Linked DNA regions of Homo sapiens: region 1 is linked to region 2. A link is a contact called in ENCODE Hi-C or POLR2A ChIA-PET data. All regions are on one chromosome and are shown on one strand. Each heading gives the region's core, a stretch centred on a gene start or an enhancer-like site at or near the end of the contact. The rest is flanking DNA. Distances are from core to core; before and after follow the strand shown.

Region 1 (6,055 bases), core at 473-2,972, 390 kb after region 2:
ACTAGCTTGTTGCATGTTACAGGAAATTGATGAGTGGTAGTTTGAGTTTTCTCAGCAACCTTCCCTAGCTCTAGAGTTTCACAGTTTGTGGAGTTAATGCCGCCCTGGGTTGGTGTGTTTTTTTCAAGCCTGATCTGTTTCTTCTGTGGAATTTATCCTTCATCTCCTTATGCTCCAAGCACTCATTGTCTGCTCCTAAGTGGATCAGACAGGTGGGTTGGGGGAGCTGATAGGCAGAGGACGTGTCAGACTTCATCAAGAAACCATGGTCCCTAGTTTCTACTGAATCATGGAAAGCAATTTGAAAATCTGGGAGGACTTTGGAACAATACAAATGACTCAGGTACCCCTGGAATATGCTAATATTTTAGGACTTTGAACTTAAAACTGGATTCAGCCCTTCTTTCATTTTGAAGAAGACCAATCAAGACTCACGTTTTAAATTTTCAGTTGTCTTTCTTCTTTTCCCTATTATCTTCTTTTTGTTTTTCTACCCTCTTGAAGCTAAGTCTTTGAGACCCTTAGCATGGGCAGTCCCATCTTCATTGTAATCACAATTTTAGAGCTTTGAAAGACTGGTCCCTGGGATCTGCAAGCCCAGTTGGTGGCTGGGTAACTGTATGTCTGTGTTTGCACAAGCAGAAACAGATTCAGTACCTTCTCAACAGACAACAGTATAGCACTGTGATGTGATACTTGCATTTTCAGAGCATACCAGCCTGTTCTGTTAAGAAAGCAGCTCTGTGGCAGGCTCAGATGTGGGCCCACTCCTTTGATCATGTTGAAATTTCAACATAGGGTTCTAGAATTCTCCTTCTCAACTTAAAGAAATATTTTATAGAAAAATGTATCAAGAAACCAGGACACCGCGTCATGTTTTGGCGTCGTTTGTCTATATAGACAAATTATGGCAAAGCAGTGAGCAACATAGAGCGATTCCTGTCCGTCTGTTATGTGTGGCCTTGGAAATGTTGTCATGACAGTAGAAAATGCTGGGAAAGGTGTCTTGTAAAATGAAGATGGGTTGTAATGCAGAAATGAAGACATCTGAAACCTGGTGGCATCTGGGTTTGAAATGTCTTGGCATAAGCCTGGCACACAGGTGTAGCCAGTGTTTGCAAGCAGTGAGTATCGCTCCCCTACCCAGTGTGTTTGTCCATTTTCACACTGCTATAAAGAACTACCTGAGACTGGGTCATTTTTAAAGGAAAGAGGTTTAATTGGCTCACAGTTTGGCATGGTTGGGGAGGGCTCAGGAAACTTACAATCATGGCAGAAGGTGAAGGGGAAGCAAGGCATGTCTTACATGGTGGCATGGGGTGAGGGGAGAGAGAGAGAGAGAGCATAAAAGAACCCACACACATTTAGAACATTAGATCTCATGAGAACTCCCTCACTATCATGAGAACAGCATGAGGGAACCGCCCCCAGGATCCAATCACACCTCTCGCCCAGTCCCTCCCTTGACACGTGGGGATTACAATTCAAGATGAGATTTGGGTGGGGACACAGAGCCAAACCACATCACCCAGTATGTGACTTGTCACCCCTATATTCTCTAAGTGTTTAAACTGATCACATGAATCATCACAGTTAGCCAGCTGGTAATGGCTTGTAGTGAGGGAGGAGCCCCAACTGTCCATTCTTAGGAGCGCAGCCCGGGCGGGGTGGCCACCAGATAGAGACTTGCCCTACAGTAACCTTGTGTGCTCAGGCAGGGGAAGAGCCTGCAATGGGCCGCCGAGGGACCTGCCCATGACTCAGAAATGGGTGGAGCCAGAGGGGTTGACAGACAGGATATGTCTGCTGTGTTCCAGCTGCTGGTTTCTGCAGGGGCCAAGGGTAGTTTTGCTGTCTGGCTTCCTACCCACTGCCCTCCCCAGCCACAGCAGCACCTGCGTCTGTCTTCCCTCTCCCTGCTCCTCCTCCCCTGCCTGCCCCATCCTTTCCTTTGTTCCTGGTGCCTACAATTCAGAGTCTAGATGGTTTATCACTCCAGCACACAGAATAGAAAGGAAACTGAGACAAAGGTGGTTAAGGGACTTGCCCATGCTCCTGGGCTTGAAAGGGGCAGGGCTGGGATGAGGACAGCAATTTCTAGCTCTGTGCACTCCGACACAGTGGCCATGCCTTGTCTAGCACAGGGCCTTATGGGGTGCCAGGGTCCATGTAGCCAGCAGGGAAGCAGAGCTCTTCCTGGAGGCTCTGGTGCCCACAGGATTTCCTGCTGTTGGTGGTTCAGTTGCCACTGCTGAAGAGTTTTTCCTGCCAAAGGGTGCTAGCTGCAGAAGCCCTCTCTGTGCCCACTGTTGTCCCAACACCAGCCTGTTCTTGGGTGCTGCGTCCAGTTGGCTCCAAACTTGGGTACCATATTTCCCCAACCAAAAGCCAGGACAATCAATAACAGTGCGCATTAAATGCGGATCTTGTGTTGGGGCTGCAGGAGGAGCTGCATCCCACTGGACCTCACCCACACGGGTCGCCACCCTCCTGGTCCGCCTCTGCGCCTGCTGGTCCACCAAGTCGGCCTCTTTTGCCCCTCCCATGCATGGGTTCCTCCTGCTCCTGCTTTTGTCCCTCCAATTGCTGGCGGTGGTCTCAGTCCCCAGCCATGATTAGGTTAGGCTGAGAAGTCAGAGCCCAGCCTCACTCTGCATTTCTCTCTTCTCACAGTGGCGGAGTTTGTATTTGGCATCATCTCTGTGCGACTCCAAGTGTGACGTTGGGTCAGGGGCTACTTCTCTGACTGCTCTCAGTATATTCATTTTGCTGTCTGTATCAAGTCCATTGTTTTCAACTTTTAAAAATTCAGTTTGATGCATTGAGCTAATTGTAATGATCACGCGGAGGCTGGATGTCCTGGCATTGCTGGGGAGGTGTCTCCGAAGGTAAGAAGTGAAGCAGTTTTGAAAGTGCCTGGTTCTGGCCGGGCACAGTGGCTCACGCCTGTAATCCCAGCACTTTGGGAGGCTGAGGCAGGTGGATCACGAGGTCAGGAGTTCGAGACCAGCCTGGCCAACATAGTGAAACCCTGTCTCTAGTAGAAATACAAAAAAAATAGCCAAGCGTGGTGGCGAGTGCCTGTAATCCCAGCTACTCGGGAGGCTGAAGCAGGAGAATTGCTTGAATCCAGGAGGCAGAGGTTGCAGTGAGTCGGGATCGTACCATTGTACTCCAGCCCAGGTGACAGTGTGAGACTCTGTCTCAAAAAAAAAACACAAAAACAAAAGAAAGAAAGAAAGAAAGTGCCTGGTCCCATGGTTCACAGTAGGGCAAAGGAAACAGGAGCTCGGGCGCAGAGCTGATTCACTCAAAGGCAGAGCCAGGGCTAGGACCCAGCTATTCTGACTCCAAGTTCCTTCCCATTACAAAGACACTGGACCACTCCGGTTGTTTCCAGGAAAGACTTTTTCTCACATGATTTCCCCCAAAACATGGTGCTGCGATACAAACGCAACATACAACGCCCTAGCAAAGCTGAGCATTGTGACCAGAATAACTTTATGAAGTCCTACGTAATTATTTTAAAGAAGGAGAACTTCACAATCCTTACAAGAAAGGCGATGCGGGAAACAGTAGCGGCATTTTTAAGAAGAGATGCCAGGCACTGATTCTGTAAAACTTTTGAGCTTGACAGTTACTAAGCGTTGAATATGGCATTTTAACAAAACATCTTGTATTTTCAATTGTAGTTACATTTTCACCATATGACTAATGATGTCTTTGGAGGGAAAACTAGATCATATAATAGATTCCTAGCAGAAAACATAATTGTGAGAGGAACTATTCTCAGGAGAGAGGAGTACACCCCAAGGATAATTTCCCCGGCCTCAGATACAGTAATTACTCTCCCTCAAGGAATTCACTCACGTAGCTTGTGTTGATGGGACAAATGGCTCGGAACAATATCAGCTTTGGTGCTGTCACACAAACTGCGCTGGGGACAGATCAGAGTGATCTGGTTTATTTGTTCCTCCTCACCCTTAGGTGTGACTCTTTTGAAAGCAGCCTTTTCTTCCTACAGAGTAGACACTATGTTGAGAACATTTAGGAATGTGGTTAAGAGTAAGTTCACAGAATAAAATTCTTCTTAGGTAAAGATGATGGGGATGAGCAGATTTTATCGTAAGCTGCTTTCAGAGCCCATTCACACAAGGGTCTCATTTTATTAGGGCGTGATTGGCCACAGTGAACAAATGGAATGCTTGGGTACTCGTACACTGCCCATCCCCCAGGAGATCCCGGCGGTTCCCACGCGTAGTTGACTGAATGATAGCCGTTCTTCAATCCATTTGGCTCATGGGGCCGATTCAGGAAGGATCTGCACATTCTTCCTGTGGAAACCTGTGACATGAGGCTCAGAGACGTGACCAAGGTCATAGGAGTGGGGAGGAAGGAACTCAGAACCAGGTCTGTGGGATTTCAGGCCAAAAAGGAGCGTAGCAAGTGCTTAGCTCTGACGTGGGCACAGGACTGGACCACCAAGGCACAGCTGTGCCTAGCCCCGTGTTATGAAATGGTGTGGGGTTGCCTTGGCTGTAAACTGATGTATTTTCCTTTTAATTGGCCTGCTTGGATGTCAGCGGCCATTGGCCATTTATAGGGATTTCCTGTCCCTCTGGAGAGGCTCCAGCTTCCCTCTTCTCACCAGGAAGGGGAGGCTGATGTGCATGGCGTGCTTTCTCTCCAACAGGTGAAGCGATTCTCAGAAATCAAATTTACCTCCCAAGATTACCTTGAGGCGAAGTTCAGGTTGAGAACAAATGTAGTCATATCTGGGGCTTTAGAGCGTTTTCTTTCCTATCTGCAGTCAGGCCGTGGCCTCCACATGGTGACGCTCTGATGGAATGGAATGTCGCCTCCTTCTTTGAAACCCAACCCTCCAGGCTCATCCTTGCCAAAAACCAGGAAGGGGTTAAATATTCCGGGCAGCGCCAAGTCAGATTATCTGTATTGGTTTGCTTCTACGCTATAAAAATGCATTTGGACACCTTTCTCAAATTCGGGGTTGCTTTCTCTTAATTTCTATAGCCATTTCACAAGGCCTGTAATGACAGGCCAGCTAAAGTGCATGGAAGGCATCATGAATAAATCCTTTCAGGAATTCCATTAAGGGAAGACTGGATTCCAACCAAGTGCTAGTGACTTGATCCAACCTGCTAGAACAGGGAGGGGAGGCAGCCCGGTTAAAGGCAGAGTGTGGAGATCCTGTGGCTAGGGGTTTTGAGAGGGGCAGATGCTCAGGCTGAAGGGGGATGGATAGTTCCCTAGCATAAGTGAGTTACTTTTGTGCTTCTTTGAGGCTGTTGTGCTAAAGTGGGCTTTCTTGTGGGCCCACAGGACATTTCTTTTAGTCCTTTGCCTTTAATGGAGGTGACAGCTGACCCCTGGTGCAGTGTCGTGGCCCCAGGCCACTTGCAGGGATGGCTTGCTTGAGGCTGGGGCATTGACAAAGAGTCTGCCTTGGAGAATTCAGAGGACTGGAGAACCCTTCTCTTCCCCGCTGGGGCCAGTTCCTAGGTTCTCAGTGGCCCCCAGGTGGGTGGGCTACCACTCAGGCCCTGAGGGGTAGCACTCCTTTGGTGATGAGGTCTTCTGGAACAGTTCTGACCCCTCTGCCTTACAGGGCCCCAAAGAGGCTTTGAAAAAATTTTGAGAATGGACCAACTCTCACAGCAGATTCATGAGAGTTGAATGTTTAGCCGCCATGTGCAAGACCAAAGGGGTTTGCTACTTTCTTGGACAGGCTTCATATCCAAGGGGTCTAGATGCTCCCCTCCAGCCAGCACATTTTCTCCCTGTGAGCACGTTGCAAGGGAAACCAAACCCTCACCAGCTTGGGCCTGGGATCTGGGTGTGTGACTCCTTAGTGTGGCGTTGTTAGCGGTGGCAGCCTCCCTGGACAAGGCTCAGATGGCTCTGCCAACATTGGCCTTGGGGTCTGCTTTTCTCTTTGCCACCCTCAGATTGGCAGGTTCTTTATTTGGACATGTTAATACTTTGTCATTTTCCCAGAGAGTGCTCCTGTTCTTGAACCATCTGGCCCCTTCAGTGC
Region 2 (6,854 bases), core at 1,364-3,863:
ACCCCGGGGCCCAGCAGAGCTGCATTCTCCTCCCTGTGTCGCCAACGTGGGAGGACATGACAGCTGGGTGACCCAGGAGCGGGGCACCAGAGCAGACTGCACTTCTGGGCCCCTGGGCTCTCACCCATGGACCAGCTCCCAGGCTCAGTGTTTGCCAAATATACAAATCCCCAAAACTGCACTGAAAGCTGCCATTTGTGCAAAGCAGCCGCCCTGCGCCTGTCCCTCTCTGCTGCCCGAGGGAGCCGCCACAGAGTGTCTCAGGGTCCCCCTGTCTAGGGTTTCCCTGCCTCAGCGTTTTGGGCCAGATCCTTTGTTGTGGGCCACCCTGTGCACCGTGGGATGCTGAGCAGATACCGGGCTTCCACCCAGTAGGTGCCAGGAGCACCCCTCCCCACCAAGGTGTCTGCAGACATTGCCGACAGCGTCCCTTGGGGCAAACGCCCTCCACTCTCCACCCCCGCCAGGTAGAGATTCACTGGCCAGGGCTCACAAAATGAGACTCTCTGGGGTGGGCCTTGGGCCTCCGCATGTGTCTGGCCTCACTCAGGTGATCCCAATGTGCAGCCCAGGTTGGGGGTGAGGGAAGCAGACAACCTCCCCCGGGAGAGCCAGGCGCTCTCAACTCCTCCCAGCTGGGAATGGACAAGGCATGGCCGACAGCGAAGACAGGAGACAGCAGTGGGGAAATCTATGCCCCATGGGTGCCACCCTCAGGACAGGGGAAGCGCTGGGAGGGGACAGTCCCCTCCCACAGCTCCAACCACGGCAGGACAGTGGGAGGTGGCCTCTGCCAGGGCTGAACACAGTAGAGGTGGCCCTGTGCGAGGCTTCTCTGCCCACATCCCACCCCACCTGCAGCGTGACCTCAGCCCAGAGCCAGCCTCACCTGGGCCATAAGAGGAGCACCGTGACAGATGCTACGCTGAGTCCCAGCCTAACATACTGCTTGCCTTCCTTCTATAAAGTGAAACATTATCCATACAGCCACTGCCCTCAGTTTCGTTTTGGCTTAAGATTTGATGGGCTCTGTCCGGATCCACACGACCGCATGGTATGTGTCCTTCACACACTGCGTCTGAGGCGTGCGTGTTTACAGTGCTGGACGTTTTCATGATCACTTTAATGGCTACGTGATATTCCATCCAGCTCACTTCTCAAAACTCACTTTGCTATTTTTGACACTGTAGATAATTTAGTGATGGAATCTTTAGTAATGCAGATTTTTTTCTTCTGTCAAATCTCTTTATCATGAATTCTTAGGAATGGGACCACTAGAGCCAAGCGCTTTGTGAAAGGCCACACCTTACAGCGCTGTGGCATCAGATTGCCACAGGCCACACCTTACAGCACTGTGGCATCGGATCACCACAGGCCACACCTTTACAGCACTGTGGCATCAGATCACCAGAGGCCACACCTTACAGCGCTGTGGCATCGGATCACCACAGGCCACACCTTACAGCACTGTGGCATCAGATCACCACAGGCCACACCTTTACAGTGCTGTGGCAACGGATCACCATAGGCCACACCTTTACAGTGCTGTGGCATTGGATTGCCACACTCCCCTCAACCTGGGCCTCCTGAACAGCATAGGTGAGCCTCCCTCCCAGCCAGGCACTAAAGAGCACAGGTGAGCCTCCCTCCCGGGCAGGTGCTAAAGAGCACAGGTGAGCCTCCTTCCCAGGCAGGTACCAACCAATACAAGTGAGCCCCCCTCCCAGGCAGGTGCAAATCAGCACCCATGAGCACCCCCTCCTGGGCAGGTGGCTCCACTAGTCCTGCCGCCCCGTGGAAGGCAATGGTGCTGCCAAGAGCTTCAGCTTTCTCCCTCACAAGCCCCTCGTGACCATGGAAAGAGAACCTACTTCAGGCCACTCCCCAGCTGTCCCGGACAACTCTGCCAAGCCGAGGGTGGCTTCTCCCGCAGCCACCCACTCACTGCCAGTTCAGGAACCCACAGGGGCACTGGGTCCCAACAATGCTTCTCCCTCCAATAACCCTGCGCCGAGGGGATCTAGGTTTATGTCTGAATAAATGAGCCACTGAGAACAGCTGCCTACTGGGGTCTGACGAAGGGAGAGGGGTGCAGGGCACCTGGGGATGGAGAGGGGATTATTGGGGGAGGCTGGTGGGCCGCATTTTGCCTGAGGGCCTGGACGTGAGCCTTTGCTATTCCGTAGCACAGTACTTATGGTCAGACACAGCACAAGGAACACGAAGATGAGTTACACCAGCACCTGGTCACACCACAAGGGACAGGCACCACAACAGGTCCCATGGAGGGAGCTTCAGAAAAACCCACAAGACTGTAACATTTTAAAACTGCCCCCCACACCCCTCTCCAGGGTGTGCTATGAGTCCTCGAGAGAGGGTGACACAAAGGCAACAGTGACCCATCCCTCTGTGCCCCGCTGGGGACCCCCACTGCTTGGGCCTCCAGTGCCACCCACCACTGGGAATGGGGAAGGCGTGACTCCCACATTCTTGGTTTAATTCTTGGTACAAATTCTTGGTTTAATTGTCTAAGGAAGATACACATTCTCTTAACTTCAATACTATAAATAAGTATAAGAGCATGCAAATCATATATTATGCAAACAAGCTCCATTTCAAGGTTTTTATCCTTTCTGTTCAGTCTAAAACGGGTAACCTTTGAAACTAGAACATCTCAGGGGAAGAGGTGGTGCGATGCAGGTCCCTGGCGCTCTGCGGGTTCTAGGTGACTAACAAAGGCCAGCACCTGGCCTAACAGCACCTCTGGCTGACAGGAAGCTGCTGCTGCCTTAGCCGCTTCTAGTACTTTGTTTTATTTGGGTCCAGAGAAATAGTTGAAAATATCAGAGGGCAATGCCTCTTCCTCAACCTTGAGTCTGCCTCACCAGAGCGCCTTAGCTGGTAGCATCACTCTTGGGAACCCCGAAACCCTCGCCTGCTACACTCCTGCAGGACTGCGGGGACCCCAAGGGGAGGTTCGCAAACAAGATGAAGGTTCATCTGTCTGGCCGGGGCTGCGTTAAGTGGAAGTCTTCAGGGGACTGTGCCCCAGGTTTCTTGGGAATTCTTGTGATAGGAGGGCTTAAAATGCAGGAGGTGCGGCACACTGGAAATTCATCCAGAAGCTTCTGGAGGCCACCTCATGCCAGACATGGATCCTTCAGAGCTGCTAAAGCTTAGGCAAAACATGACTCATTCCTGCCCCTCAGAACAGTCCAACCCCAGGAAGAAGGCATCAGGGAGGAAGAACCAAACCCTGGTTTCAAATAGGAGCCCTCAGAGTAGAACTAGCCAACCCCACCAAGGGCCCCCCGCGCCCAGCAGCTACGGCAAGGGAGCAGGGCCTCTCACATGGCCCATGTGCGACAGCCCTGGTCAGAGCCCCTGGGAGTCCGCTGCTGCAGGTGCCCTGTTCTCAACACAGGGGCGGGTGGCACCTTAACAAGAACAACACAGAGATGCAAGTGACAGACACAGAGCAGGCGGACAAGGACGGGGTGGGCGTCGAAGGCTAACCTGGTAGGTCTCTAAGCCGACTGCCGCCGGGCCCCCCCTCTCCAGGGTGTGCTATGAGTCCTAGAGAGAGGGGGACACAAAGGCAACAGTGACTCACCCCTCTGTGCCCCGCTGGGGACCCCCACTGCTTGGGCCTCCAGTGCCACCCACCACTGGGAATGGGGAAGGTGTGACTCCCACATCCCAGAGGGTGCACGTCATCACTGCAGAATACAGGGGCGTCCTCGGGCCACGTGGAGAAGCGCAGCCGGCAGGACGGCCTTGGCTTTCCTTTGGTCTGTTTACTTGCCAGCAGCAAATTCGGCCAGAGAGACAGGGGCCTCAGACGCCCCCCAGGCCCGAAGAGGCCACCTCTCCACTACAGGCTGGTCCAGGCACACCCGGCTTCAGGCCTCACACAAGGAAAATGCTTTATTTTTGGAAGCTGGTGCACACAAGCAGGCTCAGAACAAAAAGAATGCGTGCAGGGGCAACCCCGTTCCACCCTGGACGCCGCAGGAGATGTGGATGGAGGAGGGCTCGCGGTTAGGAACAACCTTTGCAAGCAAGCGAGGAGCGCTCACACTCCTCCAGCCATTATCCTGATCTTTTCCTTTCTTCCTCAGACGGCCCTAGAAAACATTGGACACTGCTGCTCCCTGTTTTTAGCCAGAACGGACCCCGGCTTTACAATGCTCTCAGTGTGGGGCCATACGCAGCTCGGCTGACAAATGCAGGAAGAAAATCAATCCCTTTTTACTGGAAAGTTTCCATCTGTGTATCTTTAGGGTAACAACTGCTTTGAAGCAAAATGGACAGAGGGAAATGTTAAAAGTGAGGCTGTCTATTCATGAAAACAATCTTTACTTTGGCCTAAAGTTCCACGGTCTCCGCGGCGTATCTAGAATCCGTACCGCACAGCGGCCGAGGGGAGACGTGACCGGCGCCCTCACCTGTCCTGCAGTTGTGGAACTCCAGCGCGCTCTCGATGCGGAAGGTCTTCTCACAAGTGCCGCAGCGGTACCTGTACTCGCCGTCCACCTGGTCAGAGGGACACGCCGTGAGTGAGATGGCCCAGCGCAGAGTCCACAGATGCCGAGCCCCCGACGTGCTGCCCGGGCGACTCCACGCCTGTGTCTGTTATGACTCTGACCTCCACCACCCTCCCGCTCTATTTAGGAACACAAAGGATGTTTGCTCTTGCTGTTCACCTGCCCTAGAAAGGGAACTCCACACTCAGGGAGCCCCACTCCAAGCACCAAACACCCCCATTCTCCTGACTCTTCCTGCTGCGCTTGTGGGCATCTGACCAGGACGAGGGGCTGACAGGTGGCCCAGGGACGCCAGGACACCCACAGCCTTCACCCGCTCTCATCCCTCCTGGGACTCTCCCTTCTCAGGGACACCTGGGCACCCACAGCCCTCGCCCACTCTCCTCCCTCCCCCACAGGGTTTGGCCGCTCTCCTCCCTCCCCCACAGCCCCCGCCCACTCTCCTCCCTCCCCCACAGCCCCCGCCCACTCTCCTCCCTCCTGGGATTCTTTCTTCTCATTACAACATGGTGATTTGGTCAGTTGTCTGTGTTGTCCACACAACTGGGAAGAGAACCCTGGGCTTGTTTCCACCCACCTCGTTCCTGCTGTGCTTGTAGGAAACGTGCTGCTTTAGGCTCTCTTTGCGGCTGAACAATTTTGCACACTCTTCGCACTTAAACAGCTTGTCACCTGAGGAACCAACCAACAGAGAGCTCATTCACTACTTAGAGCATTTACCGAGAGAAGCATGCCCACCGGGGAAATGCCCCACAAGCCGCCTCGCTCCCACCATGCGAAGGAGCTGCAGAGATGATCGCCCACAAATGCAGCCTCTCACTGGCGCAGCTCGTGGGAGACGACCCAAGGAGGGGAGACTCCGTGCTGTCCTCCCACCCCCAGCCCCAGTCCTGGCCCTGGCCCCGGGCGCCAGCCGGGCCTCGCGGACTCACCATGCGAGCGCACGTGCCTGCTCAGGTTGCTGCTGTTCTGGAAGATCTTGCTGCAGATATTGCACTGGTAAACCCGCTTGTGCTCCCCGAGCTGTTTGATGAGCTTGCGCCGGATGCCGTGTCTGCTTGAGAGAATTAAGCTCCTCTTGAGCGTGATGGTGTTATTCTGATGATGGGTGAACCTGCCCAGGGACGTCAATAAGTTGGGAAAAGACAGGTGGGAAAAAAGTTCCAGGTTACAAGCAGCATGAAAACGGCCTCCTTCCAAAACTTCCCAGCTAATCCCGAGCCTGTATGCGAGAAAGGAGGGAATGCGCCCGGGCGTCACTCCCAGCTTCCAGGGCATCTGAAAGGGACACCTTGAATATATAATGACATTAGGCAGCTTTAGCTGCAACAGCCACACACCTGACTCTGTTCTAACTCTGGCCACCAGAAAGCCTGGAGGTCAATTTGTGCCTCAATTAGAATAACCACACCTGTTTTCTGCTCCTGTCACTCTGTCTTAACTCTTCTCTGTTTTACATATTATCTGAACCTGATTTTCAAAACTTCTTTTCCCTGTTAAATGTATTTTTGATGGTAAGCCACCTGAACTCTTCTGGGCAATAAGATAAAGTATAAATAAATAAACAGGTAACATCATTTCTGATATTACTTTTGCCAACTATAAGAGGTGATCCGAAAAGGGCCAAAAAGAAGTGACCACCAACTTACTCAACTCCATGGTAAAAATGACCCAAGAATCGTAACTAAAACACAGGGCAAGCTGTTATATTTACTGAAATTCAAATAGCAAAGTATTTTACCACAGCAGCGTCACGAAAGCTAGAAGCAACCCAACTGTCCATCAATGGATGCATGGAAACACAAAATATGGGGCATATGCATGATGGTATATTACTCAGTGTTGAAGGAAATTCTGACACAGGCTACACATGGATGAGCCGGGGTAGAATAAGCCAGTCACATAAGGACAAATCCTGTCTGATTCCACTTATAAGACATCTCTAGAGTCATCAAATCCACAGAGACAGAAAGTAGAATGGTGGGTGCCAGGGGCTGGGGGAGGGGGCTGGAGCGGGTGCTTAGTGCGGACAGCGTTTCAGCTTGGGAAGACGGGAAAGTTCCACAGATGGATGGGGGAGATGATTGCCCAACAGTGTGAACATCCTGAATGCCACTAAATTGTGCACTTAAACATGGTTAAAATGGTTAAATTTATGCATATTTAACCAAAATAAAGCATTTTTCTAAAGCTGTTTTCACAGTGGATGCACCATTAAACTCCTGAGCTCCAGAACATTCCTGAGCTCCAGAACATTCCTGCTGCCTCCTCAGCAGGTCTGTTTCCATCTCCTTCCCTGGGGCTTTC

Evidence for each region. A loop is a pair of places that touch in the nucleus more often than their neighbours do. ChIA-PET counts read pairs that join two places held with the same protein, here RNA polymerase II (POLR2A). Pooled maps may share reads with other maps.
Region 1: a pooled map shows a loop between it and region 2 (4-fold over the local background). The contact joins two enhancer-like sites. A Hi-C loop is called at or near these places in 2 of 37 single-sample maps with no recorded cell type and 4 of 50 pooled maps. POLR2A ChIA-PET finds 5 or more read pairs at or near these places in 1 of 52 experiments (WTC11).

The regions. Positions count from the first base shown.
Region 1 is chr21:42,226,514-42,232,568 of GRCh38, forward strand. The region is part of intron 2 of ABCG1 (ATP binding cassette subfamily G member 1); the gene reads left to right. Among named protein-coding and RNA genes, the nearest start is that of ABCG1, 10 kb to the left of the region's middle. RefSeq lists enhancers at 1,663-1,712, 1,903-2,152. Within about 2 kb of position 1,723, at least 19 of the 41 ENCODE cell types and tissues checked have a DNase peak (open chromatin) inside an H3K27ac peak, as active enhancers do.
Region 2 is chr21:41,830,989-41,837,842 of GRCh38, forward strand. PRDM15 (PR/SET domain 15) reads right to left here. Exons shown (of 24, transcript NM_001040424.3): 9 at 5,480-5,661; 10 at 5,125-5,219; 11 at 4,449-4,536. Among named protein-coding and RNA genes, the nearest start is that of PRDM15, 45 kb to the right of the region's middle. RefSeq lists enhancers at 2,491-2,560, 3,341-3,460, 5,276-5,983. Within about 2 kb of position 2,614, at least 5 of the 41 ENCODE cell types and tissues checked have a DNase peak (open chromatin) inside an H3K27ac peak, as active enhancers do.